4 separate regions of the Homo sapiens genome follow, and all the other regions are linked to region 4. A link is a contact called in ENCODE Hi-C or POLR2A ChIA-PET data. All regions are on one chromosome and are shown on one strand. Each heading gives the region's core, a stretch centred on a gene start or an enhancer-like site at or near the end of the contact. The rest is flanking DNA. Distances are from core to core; before and after follow the strand shown.

Region 1 (6,194 bases), core at 3,695-6,194, 410 kb after region 4:
AAATAAGAGGCATGAAAAGTATTTGGAGCCACCACCACCAAGCCCACTGGTCACCCTGGGTCTCTGAAGTCAGGGAGGCAGGAGGATGGGAGGTCTGAGGAGGCAGAGAGGCTGAGCCTGGAGGCCCTGGAGGCCGAGGCCCCATCTGTTGTTTCCTTATGTGGAAAATAAGAGGCTTCGTTTGTCCTATTGCCACAGAGCGTACTACTTCAGGAACATCCAAGACATGGAAATCCGCAGGGCACGGTGGCTCACGTCTATAATCCCGGCACTTTGGGAGGTTGAGGTGGGAGAATCGCTTGAGGCCAGAAGTTCAAGACCAGCCTGAGCAACATAGTCAGACCCCGTCTCTATAAAAAACATTATTTTTAAAAAAGACATGGAAGTCAAATTCTAAAAACTGGTGCTGGCTGGGTGCGGTGGCTCATGCCTATAATCCCAGCACTTTGGGAGGCCGAGGCGGGTGGATCACCTGAGGTCAGGAGTTCAAGACCAGCCTGGCCAACATGGTAAAACCTCTACTAAAGAAATCTTTACTGAAAATACAAAAATCCAGTCTCTACTAAAATAAGTCTCTACTAAAAATACAAAAATTAGCCAGGCGTGGTGCTGCACACCTGTAATATCAGCTACTCGGGAGGCTGAGGCAGGAGACTCGCTTGATCCCATGCAGCGGAGGTTGCAGTGAGCCGAGATCACGCCATTGCACTCCAGCCTGGGCATCAGAATAAGACTCCGTCTCAAAAAAAAAACCACAAAAAAACAAAACAACAACAAAAGAAAACTAGTGCTTATTCGTCACTGGCCAAGCTGCCCATTGGCTACATGGGTGCTTCAAAGAGCTGCCCTTCTCCAGGTCTGGCCAGCAGGTATGTGTTACAGCAAATGCCTGGGGCAGCGGCAGGGGCATTGCTGCGGGAAGCTTCTGGACTTGCAGGAAAGCTAAGTTCTCAGACTGCAGGGGAGCTAAGCACACCTCGGCACAGGGTGAGGCCTGCGGTTCTCAGACTTCAGTCTTTGTGGAGCTTGAGAAAAATGAGGCTTTGCAGGTCCCACCCCTAGAGATTCTGCTCTATCCACTCTTGAAGGGGATCGAGAAATTTGCATTTTGCAACTCCCACTTTCCTCCTTGAAAGCTCCGGAGATTCTGACGCAGGGTTCCGTGGGCCACACTTTGGAAAATACAGACCCATGAGATAGAATACCAGACTGTTGAAGTGTAACGGGGGCCTGGGAAGTGCAGTAACAGAAGCAAGTTTGAGGGTAAAGGACACCCAGAGGAGGGAGGGACAGCATCTGCATGGAGAGGAGAAGAGACCCCCCAGCAGCTTCCAGGGTGTTGGAAGGGTGCGCTAGTAACTGCTATGCATGGCAGGTGGGGAACTGTACGTCAGGGCACAGCAGCATGAAGCGGTATGGCTCGTGTGGACAGCTAGGGACAGGCAGGCGTGGAGCAGGCATCCTGTTCTGAAGGCCAAATCCCACAGAGGAGCCAGGGTGCTGGCAGGAGCCCTGAACTAGCCGAACAGCTGAACAGCTGAACATTCACCCTGTGGGGAAAGGGTCAGAAGCGTCCAGGCTTGAGGGCACAGCTGGGTCTCGTCACTGCATCACCCTTATTTAGGATAAAGGCCCTGAAGAATTGTATTAGAGGTTGGCAAAGCATATCTACCACCTCCTGGAGCCACGCTGGCCGCAGGGATTATAATTATTTCCATTTTCAAATTAAGGCCTCTGAGCTCAGAGAGGGGAAGTTACTTGTCTGAGGCCACACAGCTTGTTGGAGCCCATCTCTTGACCCAAAGACTGTGGAGCCGAGTTGGCCACCTCTCTGGGAGCGGGTATTGGATGGTGGTTGATGGTTTTCCATTGCTTTCCTGGGAAAGGGGTGTCTCTGTCCCTAAGCAAAAAGGCAGGGAGGAAGAGATGCTTCCCCAGGGCAGCCGTCTGCTGTAGCTGCGCTTCCAACCTGGCTTCCACCTGCCTAACCCAGTGGTGAGCCTGGGAATGGACCCACGGGACAGGCAGCCCCCAGGGCCTTTTCTGACCCCACCCACTCGAGTCCTGGCTTCACTCCCTTCCTTCCTTCCCAGGTGAACCTCCAAAATCAGGGGATCGCAGCGGCTACAGCAGCCCCGGCTCCCCAGGCACTCCCGGCAGCCGCTCCCGCACCCCGTCCCTTCCAACCCCACCCACCCGGGAGCCCAAGAAGGTGGCAGTGGTCCGTACTCCACCCAAGTCGCCGTCTTCCGCCAAGAGCCGCCTGCAGACAGCCCCCGTGCCCATGCCAGACCTGAAGAATGTCAAGTCCAAGATCGGCTCCACTGAGAACCTGAAGCACCAGCCGGGAGGCGGGAAGGTGAGAGTGGCTGGCTGCGCGTGGAGGTGTGGGGGGCTGCGCCTGGAGGGGTAGGGCTGTGCCTGGAAGGGTAGGGCTGCGCCTGGAGGTGCGCGGTTGAGCGTGGAGTCGTGGGACTGTGCATGGAGGTGTGGGGCTCCCCGCACCTGAGCACCCCCGCATAACACCCCAGTCCCCTCTGGACCCTCTTCAAGGAAGTTCAGTTCTTTATTGGGCTCTCCACTACACTGTGAGTGCCCTCCTCAGGCGAGAGAACGTTCTGGCTCTTCTCTTGCCCCTTCAGCCCCTGTTAATCGGACAGAGATGGCAGGGCTGTGTCTCCACGGCCGGAGGCTCTCATAGTCAGGGCACCCACAGCGGTTCCCCACCTGCCTTCTGGGCAGAATACACTGCCACCCATAGGTCAGCATCTCCACTCGTGGGCCATCTGCTTAGGTTGGGTTCCTCTGGATTCTGGGGAGATTGGGGGTTCTGTTTTGATCAGCTGATTCTTCTGGGAGCAAGTGGGTGCTCGCGAGCTCTCCAGCTTCCTAAAGGTGGAGAAGCACAGACTTCGGGGGCCTGGCCTGGATCCCTTTCCCCATTCCTGTCCCTGTGCCCCTCGTCTGGGTGCGTTAGGGCTGACATACAAAGCACCACAGTGAAAGAACAGCAGTATGCCTCCTCACTAGCCAGGTGTGGGCGGGTGGGTTTCTTCCAAGGCCTCTCTGTGGCCGTGGGTAGCCACCTCTGTCCTGCACCGCTGCAGTCTTCCCTCTGTGTGTGCTCCTGGTAGCTCTGCGCATGCTCATCTTCTTATAAGAACACCATGGCAGCTGGGCGTAGTGGCTCACGCCTATAATCCCAGCACTTTGGGAGGCTGAGGCAGGCAGATCACGAGGTCAGGAGTTCGAGACCAACCTGACCAACAGGGTGAAACCTCGTCTCTACTAAAAATACAAAAATACCTGGGCGTGGTGGTGGTGCGCGCCTATAATCCCAGCTACTCAGGAGGCTGAGGCAGGAGAATCGCTTGAACCCAGGAGGCAGAGGTTGCAGTGAGCCGAGATAGTGCCACTGCACTCCAGTTTGAGCAACAGAGCGAGACTCTGTCTCAAAACAAAATAAAACAAACCAAAAAAACCCACCATGGCTTAGGGCCCAGCCTGATGACCTCATTTTTCACTTAGTCACCTCTCTAAAGGCCCTGTCTCCAAATAGAGTCACATTCTAAGGTACGGGGGTGTTGGGGAGGGGGGTTAGGGCTTCAACATGTGAATTTGCGGGGACCACAATTCAGCCCAGGACCCCGCTCCCGCCACCCAGCACTGGGGAGCTGGGGAAGGGTGAAGAGGAGGCTGGGGGTGAGAAGGACCACAGCTCACTCTGAGGCTGCAGATGTGCTGGGCCTTCTGGGCACTGGGCCTCGGGGAGCTAGGGGGCTTTCTGGAACCCTGGGCCTGCGTGTCAGCTTGCCTCCCCCACGCAGGCGCTCTCCACACCATTGAAGTTCTTATCACTTGGGTCTGAGCCTGGGGCATTTGGACGGAGGGTGGCCACCAGTGCACATGGGCACCTTGCCTCAAACCCTGCCACCTCCCCCCACCCAGGATCCCCCCTGCCCCCGAACAAGCTTGTGAGTGCAGTGTCACATCCCATCGGGATGGAAATGGACGGTCGGGTTAAAAGGGACGCATGTGTAGACCCTGCCTCTGTGCATCAGGCCTCTTTTGAGAGTCCCTGCGTGCCAGGCGGTGCACAGAGGTGGAGAAGACTCGGCTGTGCCCCAGAGCACCTCCTCTCATCGAGGAAAGGACAGACAGTGGCTCCCCTGTGGCTGTGGGGACAAGGGCAGAGCTCCCTGGAACACAGGAGGGAGGGAAGGAAGAGAACATCTCAGAATCTCCCTCCTGATGGCAAACGATCCGGGTTAAATTAAGGTCCGGCCTTTTCCTGCTCAGGCATGTGGAGCTTGTAGTGGAAGAGGCTCTCTGGACCCTCATCCACCACAGTGGCCTGGTTAGAGACCTTGGGGAAATAACTCACAGGTGACCCAGGGCCTCTGTCCTGTACCGCAGCTGAGGGAAACTGTCCTGCGCTTCCACTGGGGACAATGCGCTCCCTCGTCTCCAGACTTTCCAGTCCTCATTCGGTTCTCGAAAGTCGCCTCCAGAAGCCCCATCTTGGGACCACCGTGACTTTCATTCTCCAGGGTGCCTGGCCTTGGTGCTGCCCAAGACCCCAGAGGGGCCCTCACTGGCCTTTCCTGCCTTTTCTCCCATTGCCCACCCATGCACCCCCATCCTGCTCCAGCACCCAGACTGCCATCCAGGATCTCCTCAAGTCACATAACAAGCAGCACCCACAAGGTGCTCCCTTCCCCCTAGCCTGAATCTGCTGCTCCCCGTCTGGGGTTCCCCGCCCATGCACCTCTGGGGGCCCCTGGGTTCTGCCATACCCTGCCCTGTGTCCCATGGTGGGGAATGTCCTTCTCTCCTTATCTCTTCCCTTCCCTTAAATCCAAGTTCAGTTGCCATCTCCTCCAGGAAGTCTTCCTGGATTCCCCTCTCTCTTCTTAAAGCCCCTGTAAACTCTGACCACACTGAGCATGTGTCTGCTGCTCCCTAGTCTGGGCCATGAGTGAGGGTGGAGGCCAAGTCTCATGCATTTTTGCAGCCCCCACAAGACTGTGCAGGTGGCCGGCCCTCATTGAATGCGGGGTTAATTTAACTCAGCCTCTGTGTGAGTGGATGATTCAGGTTGCCAGAGACAGAACCCTCAGCTTAGCATGGGAAGTAGCTTCCCTGTTGACCCTGAGTTCATCTGAGGTTGGCTTGGAAGGTGTGGGCACCATTTGGCCCAGTTCTTACAGCTCTGAAGAGAGCAGCAGGAATGGGGCTGAGCAGGGAAGACAACTTTCCATTGAAGGCCCCTTTCAGGGCCAGAACTGTCCCTCCCACCCTGCAGCTGCCCTGCCTCTGCCCATGAGGGGTGAGAGTCAGGCGACCTCATGCCAAGTGTAGAAAGGGGCAGATGGGAGCCCCAGGTTATGACGTCACCATGCTGGGTGGAGGCAGCACGTCCAAATCTACTAAAGGGTTAAAGGAGAAAGGGTGACTTGACTTTTCTTGAGATATTTTGGGGGACGAAGTGTGGAAAAGTGGCAGAGGACACAGTCACAGCCTCCCTTAAATGCCAGGAAAGCCTAGAAAAATTGTCTGAAACTAAACCTCAGCCATAACAAAGACCAACACATGAATCTCCAGGAAAAAAGAAAAAGAAAAATGTCATACAGGGTCCATGCACAAGAGCCTTTAAAATGACCCGCTGAAGGGTGTCAGGCCTCCTCCTCCTGGACTGGCCTGAAGGCTCCACGAGCTTTTGCTGAGACCTTTGGGTCCCTGTGGCCTCATGTAGTACCCAGTATGCAGTAAGTGCTCAATAAATGTTTGGCTACAAAAGAGGCAAAGCTGGCGGAGTCTGAAGAATCCCTCAACCGTGCCGGAACAGATGCTAACACCAAAGGGAAAAGAGCAGGAGCCAAGTCACGTTTGGGAACCTGCAGAGGCTGAAAACTGCCGCAGATTGCTGCAAATCATTGGGGGAAAAACGGAAAACGTCTGTTTTCCCCTTTGTGCTTTTCTCTGTTTTCTTCTTTGTGCTTTTCTCTGTTTTCAGGATTTGCTACAGTGAACATAGATTGCTTTGGGGCCCCAAATGGAATTATTTTGAAAGGAAAATGCAGATAATCAGGTGGCCGCACTGGAGCACCAGCTGGGTAGGGGTAGAGATTGCAGGCAAGGAGGAGGAGCTGGGTGGGGTGCCAGGCAGGAAGAGCCCGTAGGCCCCGCCGATC
Region 2 (5,827 bases), core at 954-3,453, 340 kb before region 4:
AAGGCCTACAAGGTATTCGGGTCTGGGGCAGGCTGGGAGCCCTGTAGGGCACTGAAGCCTTTCTACTGGGCAGCGGAGGGGTGGGGCTGCTTCTGTTTAGGGGGTGGGTAGGGCAGTAGGGAGGGCCACCCTCATGGAGACTGCCTTGGCCCACAGAAAGCTGAGCAGGAGGTGGAACAGTGGAAAAAAGAAGCCGCTGCCCAGGAGGCAGGCGCTGATACCCCGGGCAAAGGGGAGCCCCCAGCACCCAAGGTAGGCAACTGCTCCTGGGCTTGGTACTGGGCTGCAGGGATGCATGGCATCTCATCACCCTCTGGTGCCACCCCCACACCCTCACTGTTACAGACTGACCCTGCCCCAGGAGCCTGGGATGGGAAAGGGTTCTTTCTGCTCAAGCCAGCTGTCCTTGCTGTGGGGGACCAGGCAGATATTCCAGGGTTTTGGTGATGGGGAGGCATCCTGGAGCTGGAGCTATAAATTCCCCCTAGTCACCGCCAAAGGCCCGGCGGCCACAGATGGACCTCATCTCTGAGCTGAAACGGAGGCAGCAGAAGGAGCCACTCATTTATGAGAGCGACCGTGATGGGGCCATTGAAGACATCATCACAGGTAAGGGCTTGGCCAGGCCTTGGTCTTATCCTCAGTCTGTCCTTCTATGCTTTCTTCTGACCCAATGCGCTATCCTCTGGGGGACTGGCTGCCACACTGCTTCTTGCTACCTTTTCTGTTTTTCTTTCCTTTTTCCTTTCTCTACTCCCCTTCACCTGCCCCACCCCCACTCAGTGATCAAGACGGTGCCCTTCACGGCCCGCACCGGCAAGCGGACATCCCGGCTCCTCTGTGAGGCCAGCCTGGGAGAAGAGATGCCCCTCTAGCCCCTCAGGTACCCAGATGACCTGGCCTCTGATACCACGCTGCCCACAGCCCCTGGGACCCTTGGGAGAACTGAGGCATGCTGCCTTCTCCTGGGCCAGTGGATGGCTGGGATGTGATTTGTGGGGTGGAGGGGTCTGGCAAACATAAACGGTACCCCTGCCATGTGCACACAATCTGAGTCCTTAGGAGGCTAAGCTTTGTGCCCTGGAGCCATGCTCCCAGCTCTGGGCGGACTCCTGAATGGTAAATGTGTCTCCTTCGGCTGCCAGATCTGCGGAACCAGCCCTACATCCGCGCAGACACAGGCCGCCGCAGTGCCCGTCGGCGTCCCCCGGGCCCCCCACTGCAGGTCACCTCCGACCTCTCGCTGTAGCCGCTATTTCTGCAGGTGGATTCTGCAGGGGTGTGGGGCCGTGGACAGGCTGAGGCTCAAGGAAGGTGGTCCTCAGCTCGGCTGGCCGGGCAGCCCCTCCTCCGCTGTGGCCCGCCTCAAACGGGCTGGTGCATCCTCCTCTTGGCCACAGAGGGCAGCATCGCCCGCCCCTTCCCCCAAATGCTGCTTGCAGCACCCACCCTAAAGCCCCCTCCAAATAGCCATACTTAGCCTCAGCAGGAGCCTGGCCTGTAACTTATAAAGTGCACCTCGCCCCCGCAAGCCCCAGCCCCGAGGACCGTCCATGGACCTTATTTTTATATGAGATTAATAAAGATGTTTGCAAAAGATCCGCGTCGGCTCCATGCCTGCCGCAGCCACCCGCAGCCTGTTTCCGCTCAGCAAACGCTTTACTTGCACAAGCTCTTCATAGCAGGCCTCTGCAAACCAGCGGGCGCCGGGGAGAAGGGCTGCTTCTTCACTAGAGTTGGCGGCGAGGGAGCCCGCTTCGAGGGGGCGGAGGCTTTCGTGGCTGGCCCAGTATCCCTGCGGGAGGCCGGAGGGGGCGAGCGGGCAGCTGGGGTTAGACACGCCGGGCCAGCCCCGCAGCAGTTCTCCTTCCGGCTGCCCCGCCCCATTTGCGCCAGTCCTGCCTCCCACCCGGGCATCTGGCCCCTTTTCCTTTCGCCCTACCCAGTACTTAGTGACGCCATAAGTGACCTCGCCTTACATCTCCGCGCGTGCCGCCTCCGTCACCGCCTGCCGGGTCCCCATTTCTTCCGGGCCTGCCCCCGCTCCTCGCCTGCCCCTCCCCTCCACCAGCCAGTGTCGCCCCATCTGTCTGTCCTCCGGGCACTTGTCCCGCCCCTCACTGCGTGTCCCTCCCCCGCCCGCCGGCTCTCACCTAGGCCGAGACACGCCCCGGGCTGGGCGGGATCTTGGGGCGGCCGGGCTAGTAGGGCTGGATCAGGCGGAAGCCGGGGCCCGGGGCTGGGCTTCGTGTCCTGCGTTCCGGGAGCGCCAACCCCTCCAGGTTAGGAATCTGAGAGTACGGGCTGCGCGCACCTGGGGCGGGTGCCTGGGAGGAGGTGGAGGAGGAGACGGTCCTCAGAACGGGTCCTGGGGGTCGGAGGCGAGGGCGGGGGTTGTAAGTGGCCGGGAGAGGTCCCTCCCGCGGGTCCCGGCGCCCCCCGCCCCGTCGGGGACGCACCTACTTCGTGCAGTTTGTGCAGCGAGCGCGCCAGCTCCTAGTTGGAGAGGTCGCTGATGCGCGCCGCGTGGCAGAAGGCGAGCCCCGCGTGGGAGCGCCCCCCAACCCCCGCAGCCTGGGCTGAGCCGCAGAGCCCGCTGCTTCTTGAAGTAGTAGCTTGGAGAAGAGAGGCGGGGCGGCCGCCTCAGACACTCCCAGCCCTCTCTGTCTCACAGGTGCGGAAGCCAAAGCAGGGCCGGAAGCCGCTGCTTTGTCTTTGTCCTGGGGCGACTTGGGGCCCAGGAAACAGACTCAGAATTCAGGGCTCCCGTCTCTAGGGCAGGAATATCAGGGGTCCCTGCGGGGGGCAGGGTTTGCTCCTCCCATTGTGGGCCCAGGAGCTGGTATGGTTGTGCCCACCTCATCACCCCCCGTGCCAACTTGGAGGGCACAAAGCCCCGGCCCAGCAGCTTGAACAGCATTTCCAAGAACAGGGTCTGCAGTCCCTGGGGGTACAGAGCTGGCTGTTCCTCACCCGGCTTGGGGGCAAAAAAGGTGAAGGAGGGTGAGGAGGGGGCACCCCCTAAGCCAGGCCCACCCCTCCTCCACCAGCCTTGCCCCTCACCCATGCACTGAGCCAAGCGGTGGTTGTCATCGAAGACACCCAGGAAGTCAATGAAGCTTACGATTCCATCACCTGGGGAGAGAGGAGAGGGGGTGCTGTGGGTGCCTGCCCCCTGCAGAAGGCCTGCCTTGCACATGCCTGCTGGCAGTTCCAGGTGTTAGAGAATCTAGTCCTGCCTCTAGCCAAGGGCAGACCCCAGTTTCAATGGGGGAGAAACGGCCCATGCCTTGGGGGTTCCCAAATCAGGATTAGGATGAACACAGCAGCAACGTTTACAGGCCATGAGATAGGTGTGTTGGTCAGGGCAGGCTTCCTGGAAGAGGGAACTTTAAAATAGGACCAGGCCAGGATTTTGTGGGAAGGGGAGGCATTCTTTAAAAGAATGCCTGGAGGTGGGAGGGGACAAGAAGACAGGGTTGGGGCACCCACCATCCAAGTCTGCCTGCCGCAGAGCCTCGAACGTCTCCTGTGGACTCAGCTGGATACCCACATTGCCCAGGGCAACTTTCATGCTGTGCATGTCCACGGTGCCTGTTGGGCTGGAGCTGAAGAGTTTGAAGATATCCTGGAAGGCTGAGGGTAGAGGGGACAGGTGGCAAGACGAACCACCCACACAAGAACCCTGAGAGCTGCCCACTCTAACTCAGGTGGAACTGACGACTTGGCTCATTCCAACTCCCTCCTGGGTGTTTTAAATTTTTATTTATTTATTTATTTATTTTTGAGACAGAGTCTCACTCTTTGCCCAGGCTGGAGTGCAGTGGCGAGATCTCGGCTCACTGCAGCCTCAACCTCCCAAGGCTCAAACGATCCTCTCGCCTCAGCCTTCTGAGTAGCTGGGATCACAGGTACGTGCCACCACGCCTGGCTTATTGTTTAATTTGTTGTAGAGATGGGGTTTCGCCATGTTACTCAGGCTGGTCTCAAAGTCCTGGGCTCAAGTAATCCTCCCGCCTTGGCCTCCCAAACTGTTGGGATTACAGACATCAACCTCCACACCTGGCCTATAACTTTTAATATAAAGAGTAGCAGTGGCTGTTGTGTGTTGGTACATGTTATGTGCCCATCCAGTCCTCATGTCCAAAACTCATGTTTGAAAAACATTCAAAACTCATGTCCAAGGTCACATCTGGCAGTCTGGCTCTGAAGCTACAGTGTCTTGGAGCCCTGCTGGTGCCTGGCATGTAGTAGGCACTGACCATTGTTGATGATGAATAAAGTGATTCTGCTTTGAGGGGCCCTTGCCAATATCAGGACATGTTGTTTGGGGGAGCACTGGGGCTGTAGTTTCTTTTGCCTTTACCCCTATGGTCCTAGACCCCATGAGGCAGGGGAACTCAGATTTTTCCCCCCATTTTTTCTCCTTCTTTACCTTCTCCCTTCTTTTCCATCCTGTTCATCATCCATCTATCCATCCATCTAAATACCTGCATTCACCTATCTACCAATCCACTGAGTTTTCTTTTCCTTTCCTACACACACACACACACACACACACACACACACACACACACACACAAGACTGTGAGCCCTAGGGTTGTAGAGATGAGCAAATCAGACAAGCATGGAGGGATGGTTGCAAACACTGGCTTCTTGCAGTGACCCCAGCTTCAGGGCAGGCAATCCTTTGTAGTTTTTCCCTGAGCACCCCCTAATTTTCTTCTCTACTCCCAGTCCTGGGGCCCTCACCTGCCAGCTGCTGGGGTGTCTTGCCTGTCAAGCTGCCCCAGGAGAAAGAAAGAGGTTGGAAAGGTCTTTGCATCTGTTGCATAGAAATGCCAGGGCTAGCCAGGCTTTACCCCAAACCCAGCACCCGAGGCCTGGCCTCCGGTCCCTGCCTTCACCTCTGAGACCCAGCATCTGGACCTGACTCGGCTGGATGGGCAGCTTCACAAGGCCCTGGGTTTCTCTTGCCCTCCTCATGGTGTGTGCAGCCTTTGTGGCCATGGCTGCTGCTGGCTCCATCTGGGTCAGCCAGGCAGTATGCAGCTGCAGCCTCCCTTTCTGCATCCTGCCAGCCTGCTCCTTTGCTGGATCTCATGTGAGCAGCCTTTGAGGGTGCTGTGGAGGCCTCAGAGGCAGGAAGGAGAGAGGGCAGAGGGACCCAGCCCACTCAGGTACTCAGACTCCAGGGGACCTGGGACCAGGCCTGTGGGTATACAGTTCCACCTCCTCCCAGGATCCTCCATAGGAAGCTGTACCACAGCCCTCTATGCAGGGGATTCTGGGGAAAGGGGTAGGGCAGTGATTCCCCCCACCCTGGGTGAGGGAAAAGGACCCTCCTCCAGCCCTGGTCACCTGTTTGTTTTCTGTGATGACTCGGATCTCTTGGTCTTCTGCCCTCTGCAAATTACTCCTAAAACTCAACAGTAAGGCCAGGCATGGTGCTCAGGACTGTAATCCCGGCACTTTGGATGGCCGAGGAGGGAGGATTGCTTGAGCCTAGAAGTTCAAGGCTGCAGTGAGCCATGATGGCACCATTGTACTCCAGCCTGGGTGATGGAGAAAGAACTTGTCTCAAAAAAACAAAAAAATAAAACCCCTCAACAGTAAGAAAATGAACAGCCCGATTTAAAAAAAAATGGGCAAAGCCAAGTGTGGTGGCTTACATCTTTAATCCCAGCACTTTGGGAAGCTGAGGTGGGAGGATCACTTGAGGCCAGGAGTTTGAGATCAGCCTGGGCAACATAGAAAGATCCCATCTCTACAAAAAATAAAAAGCTTAGCCAGGCATGGTGGTGCACACCTTTAGTCCCAGCTTTTT
Region 3 (2,902 bases), core at 403-2,902, 450 kb before region 4:
GTATAAAATGTGTAATGATCAAATCAAGGTAATTGAAGTAACCATCACCTCAAGCATTTATCATTCCTTTGTATTAGGAACATTCCAATTCCGCTTTTAGTTATTTGTATTTGTATTTTATTTGTTTATTAGAGACAAGGTCTCACTACTTGGTTGCCCAGGGTGGAGTGCAGTGGCATGATCATAGCTCACTGCAGCCTCAAAGCAATTCTCTTGCCTTGGCCTCCCAAAGTGTTGGGACTACAGGCCTGAGCCACCACTTCCCGCCCAGTTATTTTGAAATATACAATAAATTGGCCGGATGCGGTGGCTCACGCCTGTAATCCCAGCACTTTGGGAGGCAGAGGTGGGATGATCACTTGAGGCCAGGTATTGAATGAAGACCAGCCTGGGCAACATAATGAGACTTCTGCCTCTACAAAAATTGTTTTTAAAATAATTAATTTAAAAAGATACAATAGGCCGGGCGCGGTGGCTCACGCCTGTAATCCCAACACTTTGGGAGGCCGAGGTCGGCGGATCACGAGGTCAGGAGATCGAGACCATCCTGGCTAATATGGTGAAACCCCGTCTCTACTAAAAAATACAAAAAATTAGCTGGGCGTGGTGGCGAGCGCCTGTAATCCCAGTTGCTCGGGAGGCTGAGGCAGGAGAATGGCGTGAACCCGGGAGGCGGAGATTGCAGTGAGCCGAGATCACGCCACTGCACTCCAGCCCGGGAGAGAGTGAGACTCCGTCTCAAAAAAATAAATAAATAAAATAAAATAAACAAAATAAAAAGATACAATAAATTATTGGTAACTATAATCGTTGTATTGTGCTACCGAACACTGGATCTCATTCATTCTAACTGTATTTTTGTACCCATTTCCCCCCCTCCCCAGTACCCTTCCCAGCCTCTGGTAACCATCATTCTGCGATGTCCATTTTGCTTACTCTTTTTTTTTTTTTGAGATGGAGTCTCACTCTCGCCCAGGCTGGAGTGCAGTGGGGCAATCTTGGCTCACTGCAATCTCCACCTCCCGGGTTCAAGCGATTCTCCTGCCTCAGCCTCCCGTGTAGCTGGGATTACAGGCGCGCGCCACCACGCCCGGCTAATTTGTGTATTTTTAGTAGAGATGGGGTTTCACTATGTTGGCCCGGCTGGTCTCGAACTCCTGACCTCAGGTGATCCGCCCGCCTTGGCCTCCCAAAGTTCTGGGATTACAGGCATGAGCCACCGTGCCCGACCATCTTCCAAAACTGAGCTGTGATGTCCTTCCTCTAGAACACCTGACCACAGGACATGACTTTTTTTAATCCCCAGTGCCTAAGTGTCTAGAGAGCTGAGTGGGTTGCCTCGGATCGGCCAGGCCTGGATATCAGCGAACAGATGCGGATTTCCACCAGGGGGCGCTAGGACGCCACGACCTTTCACTATGTGCACCAGGGGGCGCTGCCGCCCGCCTTGGCCATCCCGGGCTGGGAAGTCCGACCCTTCGATTAAGCCCCGCCTGATTGGGAAAGGCTCTGAGAAACTATTTGCATGATCTTGAAAGAGCTGTGCTGAATGGTTGAGGTAGGTAAGCCGAATGTGAAACAGGCTCTCTCATTGGCCTAAATTCCCCCCCTCGATCTGCGTCGCCATCCCGGCCCTGCTGGACCCCGGGGTCAGTAGGAAGCCGCGGGGTGGTGGCGAGAGAGGACCCAGGTGTCCTGGCAGTGGGCGCCGCGGGGCACACGCTGGGCCAAGGTGCAGGCGGCCAGGGTGGGAGACTGTTCGCCCCGCCCTGAGTACTCCTATCTTGTTTCTCCACCTGTTCGGGAGTTGGAGATGTGCACCTAAAGGAGGCGCATCTGGGGACGGACACATCTGGCACTGAGGCCCTCGCCACCTGCCTCGCCACCTGGCGACCCTGACCCCACCACACTGCCTTGAGGTAGGAAAAGGAGGCTCCTCAACCACAACTTCTGACCTCCCAGGGTGTCTGAGGCCTCTAAAGAGCTTAGTTTGCCCCTCTGGGAAGTGAATCCTTGGCTTATGGTGCCGGGGGGACCCTGGAGGCCCCCTCACACGAAGGCTGCTTCTTGCAGAGTCGCTCAAAAGTAGGGCCCCAGGGCTCGCAGCAGCATGGGCACCGAGAAAGAAAGCCCAGAGCCCGACTGCCAGAAACAGTTCCAGGCTGCAGTGAGCGTCATCCAGAACCTGCCCAAGAACGGTGAGGCTGCGGGGACTCGCATTTGGACTCGCATTCAGGACGCCTGGGGTCTGACTCTGAAGAAAGAATGGTCCTGATCACTGCAGTTTTTGCAGACAAGCCCCTGCCTGGGCTGTCCTGGGGGTTCCCTCCGCTTCCTATCCTAGTCCAGATGCCCTGGGTGGGACCCATCACCACCTCTGCCCTTTCCAAGCAGGGTTCTCCCGCCCCTCCGCCCCTTGGAGCTGGGAGTGATGCTTTGCCCTGGCTTCCCAACTCTCTGCCCAGGTTCTTACCGCCCCTCCTATGAAGAGATGCTGCGATTCTACAGTTACTACAAGCAGGCCACCATGGGGCCCTGCCTGGTCCCCCGGCCCGGGTTCTGGGACCCCATTGGACGATATAAGTGGTGAGCTCCCTGCTGGCTGGGCAGACAAGCCTCAGCTGTCAAGCAGCCCTCTCACAGCCCTCTGCCCCCAGGGACGCCTGGAACAGTCTGGGCAAGATGAGCAGGGAGGAGGCCATGTCTGCCTACATCACTGAAATGAAACTGGTGGCACAGAAGGTAAGGGCTGCAGGTTCTCTGTCCCCAGGCTCCTGGCCAGGTGGCCTCACCCTTCCAGTTCTGACCCCCACTACGTTTCCTACACATGGACCCCCTCATGGGAATCACCACCTTCATGTTACCCCCAACCCTGCCTATCTTTGGCCCCTGACTGGGCACA
Region 4 (5,541 bases), core at 111-2,610:
AAGACGCGTGTTCCTGCGGTCTTGTAAATTTTTGATTTAACCAAAACAATTTTGAATCAGATGAATTACCAAATTTCGTTGGGTCTTGTTTGGCTTTCTGCTTTGCTTTTTAATCAGCCATTTACCAGAAACTGTTGCACGGGCCCGTTAGCACTCGAAGAATAAAAACAAACACACAAGACCAGATAAGGTTCCCCTACTAACCCAAATGATCCGTTTCCTTAACATAATTTTAAAACCACAGCTAGGGGTGTGAAAACAGATTGTGGCACACAATCTGTCCAAATCCTTAATTCCCTTTTAAGGAACAGATATATAATAAAAATCCGAAAGGAACCACATTAGAAATGAAAAGAGGTTTGCAAAACAAGAGGCTTCTTTCATTCCAGAAAACTACCAAAACAAGGGGAAAAAATGAAAGCAATGGATATGTGTTTGCCCAAGTTTCAATCTTGCCCGGTGGAGACACTACACTGGTACAAATTCTGAGGAGGAAAAAGAGGAGGTTGGCGGGAGGCGGGAAGAGAGAGCGAGTGTGGCCCGCCAACTGCAACAATGCAATCTCCATTTTGAACAATGCGCCTCTTTCCTCCTATAAATCTGGTTTTTTGCCACTTGATGTGCCCTCGCATTTCCCCTCTGGGGGTCGGCGGGGTTGGGGGGAGATCGGAGCAGGATGCACAGCACACGAGTGAGCAAAGGGGGAGGGCAGAGAAGGTGGGGAAGGAGTCTGCAGCAACTGGGCTGAGTGGGTACCTGGAGTGCTGCTGTAGGTACTATGGCTCCTGACGCTGCTTTCCGTGCAGTAACTGGCGTCCTCCTACACCACTTTGTTGACAGCCCTCCAGACCGCAGCCGTCCGGGCCAGGTGGCTGCCCCCGCCTCCCCCCGGCCGGGGCGCTGGTGCTGGGGTGGGGCCGGCGGCGGCGGCTTTCTCCGGCTACTGCTGCCCATCCTGGGCGAGCTCAGGCGCGTCTTGGGCGCCACCTCAGCCTGGCGGCGACCCACCTGCCCGGGCTGCTACCGCGTTGCCGCGAGCGGAACCCCGGATGGGTCCGGACGTGGGCAGCGGCAGCGGCGGCGGGGCCGGGGCGCAGCGCTCCGCAGAGGGAGCCGCGGGCTGCTTGGTCGGCCTGCCCCGCCGGCCCCTCATGTTGGAGCCGAGGCGGAGGGAGAAGGGAAAGCGGCCGGGAAGGGGCGGGCGCAATGGGCGCAGTGGGGGCGGCTGGGGCCGGGTGGGGAGGCCAGAGGGGCAGGGCAGGAGGGGCCCGGCCTGCGGAAGCGGTTGGAGGGAGAAGGCTCAATCCGAATGGCTGGGGCCCCACTGCGGATCGCCTTCAGCCTCCATCTCGTTTCTTCCGTTAACGGAGCGCGGTCACGTGAGCTGAGCAGCCTACGAGCCTGGGACGGGGCGAGGTGGCGCAGCGGCTGCTTGGGGGAGCGCGGGAGCATTGAGTCGGGGGCAGAGAGCCTGGGGCGCCGGGGCTGGGCGCAGCGAGGCGCGGCTGGACTCCGGGCTTGGTGGCGCGGTTGAGAGAGACGCGCAGCTGGCGAAATGCCCCGCGTCTAAGGCCTTCGGAGACCATAGTCTCCGCGGACCCCTGGCTGGAGCCCAAAGCCGGTCGGACCTCCTCCCTGCGTCTCCCCTTCCGCGGCTCGGAGAGGAAGGCAGGAGAGCCCCCAAATATTCCCCTCCCGCCCTCTAGGGAAACTGAAGCTGAAAGAACCAGCGAAAGAAAAAAAAGTCTCGGAGTGGGGCGGCCCGAGCGACCTAAGGGACGGGGCAGTGGCAGCGACCGAGGGAAATTAGTCGGGGTGGGGGAACAGGGAGACAAGCCCCCAGAATTTAGGAAACTCCTAAATTCTACTAAAAATACAAAAATTACCTGGGCATGGTGGCGGGTGCCTGTAATCCCAGCTACTTGGGAGGCTGAGGCAGGAGAATCGCTTGAACCCGGGAGGCGGAGGTTGCGGTGAGCCAAGATCCTGCCATTGCACTCCAGCCTGGAGAACAAGAGTGAAACTACGTCTCAAAAAAAAAGAGAATAGAGAGCCATGCAGTCCACGCGGGATTGTGAGCTGTGGTGTGAGAGGGTGAAGCCAGAGAACAAGGCGGCGCTGGAGGCGTGGGTCAGGCAGACAGGCATCGCCTGGTGCAGGTGAACGGGCAGAGGAAGTATGGCGGGCCACCCCCAGGCTGGGTGGGCAGCCCGCCGCCGGCTGGGTCAGAGGTGTTCATCGGGCGGCTGCCTCAGGAAGTGTATGAGCACCAGCTATCCTGCTGTTCCAGCGCGTGGGCCGCCTCTACGAGTTCCGCCTGATGATGACCTTCAGCGGCCTGAACCGCGGCTTCGCATATGCCCGCTGCAGCTCGCGGCGCGGCGCGCAGGCCGCCATCGCCCGCTGCACAACCACCCGCTGCGGCCGTCCTGCCCGCTGCTTCTGTGCCGCAGCACCGGGAAGTGTGAGCTGAGCGTTGACTGCCTGCCGCCGAATCTGACCCGCACCGCGCTGCAGCCCGCGCTGCAGCCGCTGGGTCCCGGCCTGCAGGAGGCGCGGCTGCTGCCCAGCCCCGGACCGGCGCCCGGGCAGATCGCTCTGCTCAAATTCAGCTCGCACTGGACCGCTGCCATGGCCAAAAAGGCCCTGGAGGAAGGGCAGCCACACCTCTGTGGAGAGCAGGTGGCTGTGGAGTGGCTCAAGCCAGAACTGAAGCAGCGACTTCGCCAGCAGCTTGTGGGTCCCTCCTTGTGGTCCCCACAGCCAGACGGCAGCCAGTTGGCCTTGGCAAGGGACAAGTTAGGGTCCCAAGGGGCTCGGGCTACCCTGCAGTTGCTGTGCCAACGAATGAAGCTGGGCAGCTCTGTGTTCCTCACCAAGTGTTTGGGCATAGGACCTGCTGGCTGGCACCGCTTCTGGTACCAGGTGGTGATTCCTGGGCATCCGGTGCCCTTCAGCGGCCTCATCTGGGTTGTGCTGATCCTAGATGGCCGGGATGGGCATGAGGTGGCCAAGGATGCTGTGTCTGTACGGCTGCTGCAGGCACTCATTGAGTCTGGGGCCAACCTCCTGTGGTCTGCTGGGGCTGAGGCAGGTAGCATGGTTAAACAGTGACTCCATTCTCTCTCCACAGGCAGCCCGAATGGGCATGCACAGCCTGTGTCAGGCCCCAACCCAGCAGACCTGGGTGGCCACTATCTGACCCCCAAAGGTGGGGAGGGGCATGGGCCCAGGCCCATCAGCCTCCCTGCTGGGACAGGGACCTATGGCACCTGGGGGCAGCTTAGGTTTTGCTTAAGTTGTGGTGATGGGCCTTGCCCTCCCCCTCCCAGCCCAGGGTCCAACCTGACCCAGTTATCTTCCCTGGCCATTCCTTGTCCCACCCCCACCCGATCATACCTTCCCCCCTCTGCCACAGCTTAGCATGAATCTTCTTTATTGTCCTGATTTGTCCTGTTTGTTGGTTTTTATTTGTGGGGAAGGGCAGCTGAGCCAAAGGGGTCAGGAATTATGCCCTTTGCCTCCACCACATGGCATTCTGGTTTTGGTTTCTGTATAGTTTTGGGTCTTTCTATGCTGGTTGTATTTATATTAAACCCCTGGTTAGTAAAAAAAAAAAAAAAAAAAAAAAAAAGGCCGGGTGCGGTGGCTCACGCCTGTAATCCCAGCACTTTGGGAGGCTGAGGCGGGTGGATCACGAGGTCAGGAGATCGAGACCATCCTGGCTAACATGGTGAAACCCGGTCTCTACTAAAAATACAAAAAAAAAAAAAAAAATTAGCCAGGCATGGTGGCAAGCGCCTGTAGTCTCAGCTACTTGGGAGGCTGAGGCAGGAGAATGGTGTGAACCCAGGAGGCAGAGCTTGCAGTGAGCCAAGATTGCGCAACTGCACTCCAGCCTGGGTGACCGAGTGAGACTCTATCTCAAAAAAAAAAAAAAAAACAAGAATAATAGTCTCCAATCCCGTCCAGGTTGCTGCAAATGCCATTAATTCATTCCTTTTTATGACTGAGTAGTATTCCACTGTATATCTATACCACAGTTTCTTTAGCCACTCATTGATGGGCATTTGGGTTGGTTCCACATTTTTACAATTGTGAATAGTGCTACTATAAACATGTGTGTGCAAGAATCTTTTTCGGCCAGGAGCGGTGGCTCACTCCTGTAATCCCAGCACTTTGGGAGGCCAAGGTGGGTGGATCACAAGGTCAAGAGATCAAGACCATCCTGGCCAACATGGTGAAACCCCGTCTCTATTAAAAGTACAGAAATTAGCTGGGCATAGTGGCACACGCCTGTAATCCCAGCTACTTGGGAGGCTGAGGCAGGAGAATCACTTGAACCCGGGAGGCAGAGGTTGCAGTGAGCTGGGATCGTGCTGCTGCACTCCAGCCTGGCGACAGAGCGAGACTCCATCTCAAAAAAAAAAAAAAAGAATCTTTTTCATATAATGACTTAGAAAGACTGAACTCTTACCTGGGCTGTGTGTGTTCTCTCTCTTTTTTAGTTCATTCACTCTAGCTATGTGGGGAGGACATTCAGGCAGTGTGTGGAGAAGTCCAGGTAGTAAGCCAATGAAGTCTTCAACCAATATTCAGTGAGGAACTACAGCCTGCCAACAACCAACGAGTGACCTTGAATGCATATTTTCTCCCAATTGAGTCTTCAGATAAGAGTGCAGCCCCAGGCCACTGCTTGACTGAAACATCCCAAGAGAACTGAGCAGAACCACCCAGCTAAGTCCCTCCCAGATTCCTGACCCACAGAAAGTGTGATATAATAAATGTTTTTTGTTTTAAGCTGCTAAATGTTGGGGATAATTTTTTTTTTTTGACATGGGCCTCACTCTGTCGCCTAGGCTGGAGTGCAGTGGTATGATCATGGCTCATTGCAGCCTCAACCTCCAAGGCTCAAGGGATCCTCCCATCTCAGCCTCCCAAGTAGCTGGGATCACAGGTGTGTACCACCACACCTGACTTTGGTTTTTTTTTTTAAAGTAGAAACAAAGTCTTGCTTTGTTGTCCAGGCTGGTCTGGAACTCCTGGGTTCAAGTAATCCTCCATCTTCACGCTCCCAAAGTGCTGGTATTACAGGCATGAGCCACCATGCCTGGCCCAATTGTTAAATCTTTTTTAAATTTTATTATTTTTTTCTTTTTTGTTCAAAGTGTTAATTTTTTTTTTTTTTTTTTTTTTTTTGAGACAGAGTCTAACTCTGTTGCCTGGGCTAGAGTGCAGTGGCACGATCTTGGCTCACTGCAACCTCCGCCTCCCAGGTTTAGTTCAAGCAATTCTCCTGCCTCAGCCTCCCGAGTAACTGGGATTACAAACACGTGCCACCACACCCAGCTAATTTTTTGTATTTTTAGTAGAGACAGGGTTTTGCCATGTTGGCCAGTCTGGTCTTGAACTCCTGACCTCAGGTGATCCACCCTCCTCGGCCTCCCAAAGTGCTGGGATTACAGGTGTGAGCCACCATGCCCAGCCTAGTGTTAAATCTTTATAACAACATAAGTACGAGGTTGAGACTTATTACCCTGT

The links. A loop is a pair of places that touch in the nucleus more often than their neighbours do. ChIA-PET counts read pairs that join two places held with the same protein, here RNA polymerase II (POLR2A). Pooled maps may share reads with other maps.
Region 1: a loop to region 4 is called in a map of chondrocyte, with 4 times the contacts of the local background. The contact joins the promoter of STH here to the enhancer-like site in region 4. A Hi-C loop is called at or near these places in 2 of 168 maps with a recorded cell type or tissue (chondrocyte and naive thymus-derived CD4-positive, alpha-beta T cell), 1 of 37 single-sample maps with no recorded cell type and 13 of 50 pooled maps.
Region 2: a map with no recorded cell type shows a loop between it and region 4 (11-fold over the local background). The contact joins the promoter of MAP3K14-AS1 here to the enhancer-like site in region 4. A Hi-C loop is called at or near these places in 1 of 37 single-sample maps with no recorded cell type and 8 of 50 pooled maps. POLR2A ChIA-PET finds 5 or more read pairs at or near these places in 2 of 52 experiments (CD4-positive, alpha-beta T cell and GM12878).
Region 3: a pooled map shows a loop between it and region 4 (7-fold over the local background). The contact joins the promoter of ACBD4 here to the enhancer-like site in region 4. A Hi-C loop is called at or near these places in 1 of 168 maps with a recorded cell type or tissue (naive thymus-derived CD4-positive, alpha-beta T cell), 4 of 37 single-sample maps with no recorded cell type and 7 of 50 pooled maps. POLR2A ChIA-PET finds 5 or more read pairs at or near these places in 4 of 52 experiments (CD4-positive, alpha-beta T cell, MCF 10A and WTC11).

The regions. Positions count from the first base shown.
Region 1 is chr17:45,994,306-46,000,499 of GRCh38, forward strand. STH (saitohin) reads left to right here and starts at 4,945. Exons shown (of 1, transcript NM_001007532.3): 1 at 4,945-5,389. The coding sequence starts at 4,975. The coding sequence ends at 5,361. It overlaps MAPT (microtubule associated protein tau), which reads left to right. Exons shown (of 13, transcript NM_001377265.1): 9 at 2,094-2,359.
Region 2 is chr17:45,245,722-45,251,548 of GRCh38, forward strand. It overlaps MAP3K14-AS1 (MAP3K14 antisense RNA 1), which reads left to right and starts at 2,204. Exons shown (of 4, transcript NR_110326.1): 1 at 2,204-2,282. It overlaps FMNL1 (formin like 1), which reads left to right. Exons shown (of 27, transcript NM_005892.4): 23 at 1-12; 24 at 157-252; 25 at 489-609; 26 at 784-883; 27 at 1,146-1,597. The coding sequence ends at 875. It also overlaps the pseudogene EFCAB15P. RefSeq lists enhancers at 1,682-1,751, 3,002-3,051 and a silencer at 1,862-2,591.
Region 3 is chr17:45,134,035-45,136,936 of GRCh38, forward strand. ACBD4 (acyl-CoA binding domain containing 4) reads left to right here and starts at 1,653. Exons shown (of 10, transcript NM_001135705.3): 1 at 1,653-1,919; 2 at 2,074-2,198; 3 at 2,466-2,586; 4 at 2,658-2,742. The coding sequence starts at 2,111.
Region 4 is chr17:45,583,816-45,589,356 of GRCh38, forward strand. It overlaps the pseudogene DND1P1. Among named protein-coding and RNA genes, the nearest start is that of LINC02210, 34 kb to the right of the region's middle. RefSeq lists an enhancer at 536-1,480. Within about 2 kb of position 1,361, at least 39 of the 41 ENCODE cell types and tissues checked have a DNase peak (open chromatin) inside an H3K27ac peak, as active enhancers do; they include CD4-positive, alpha-beta T cell and GM12878, where a contact is called at or near this core.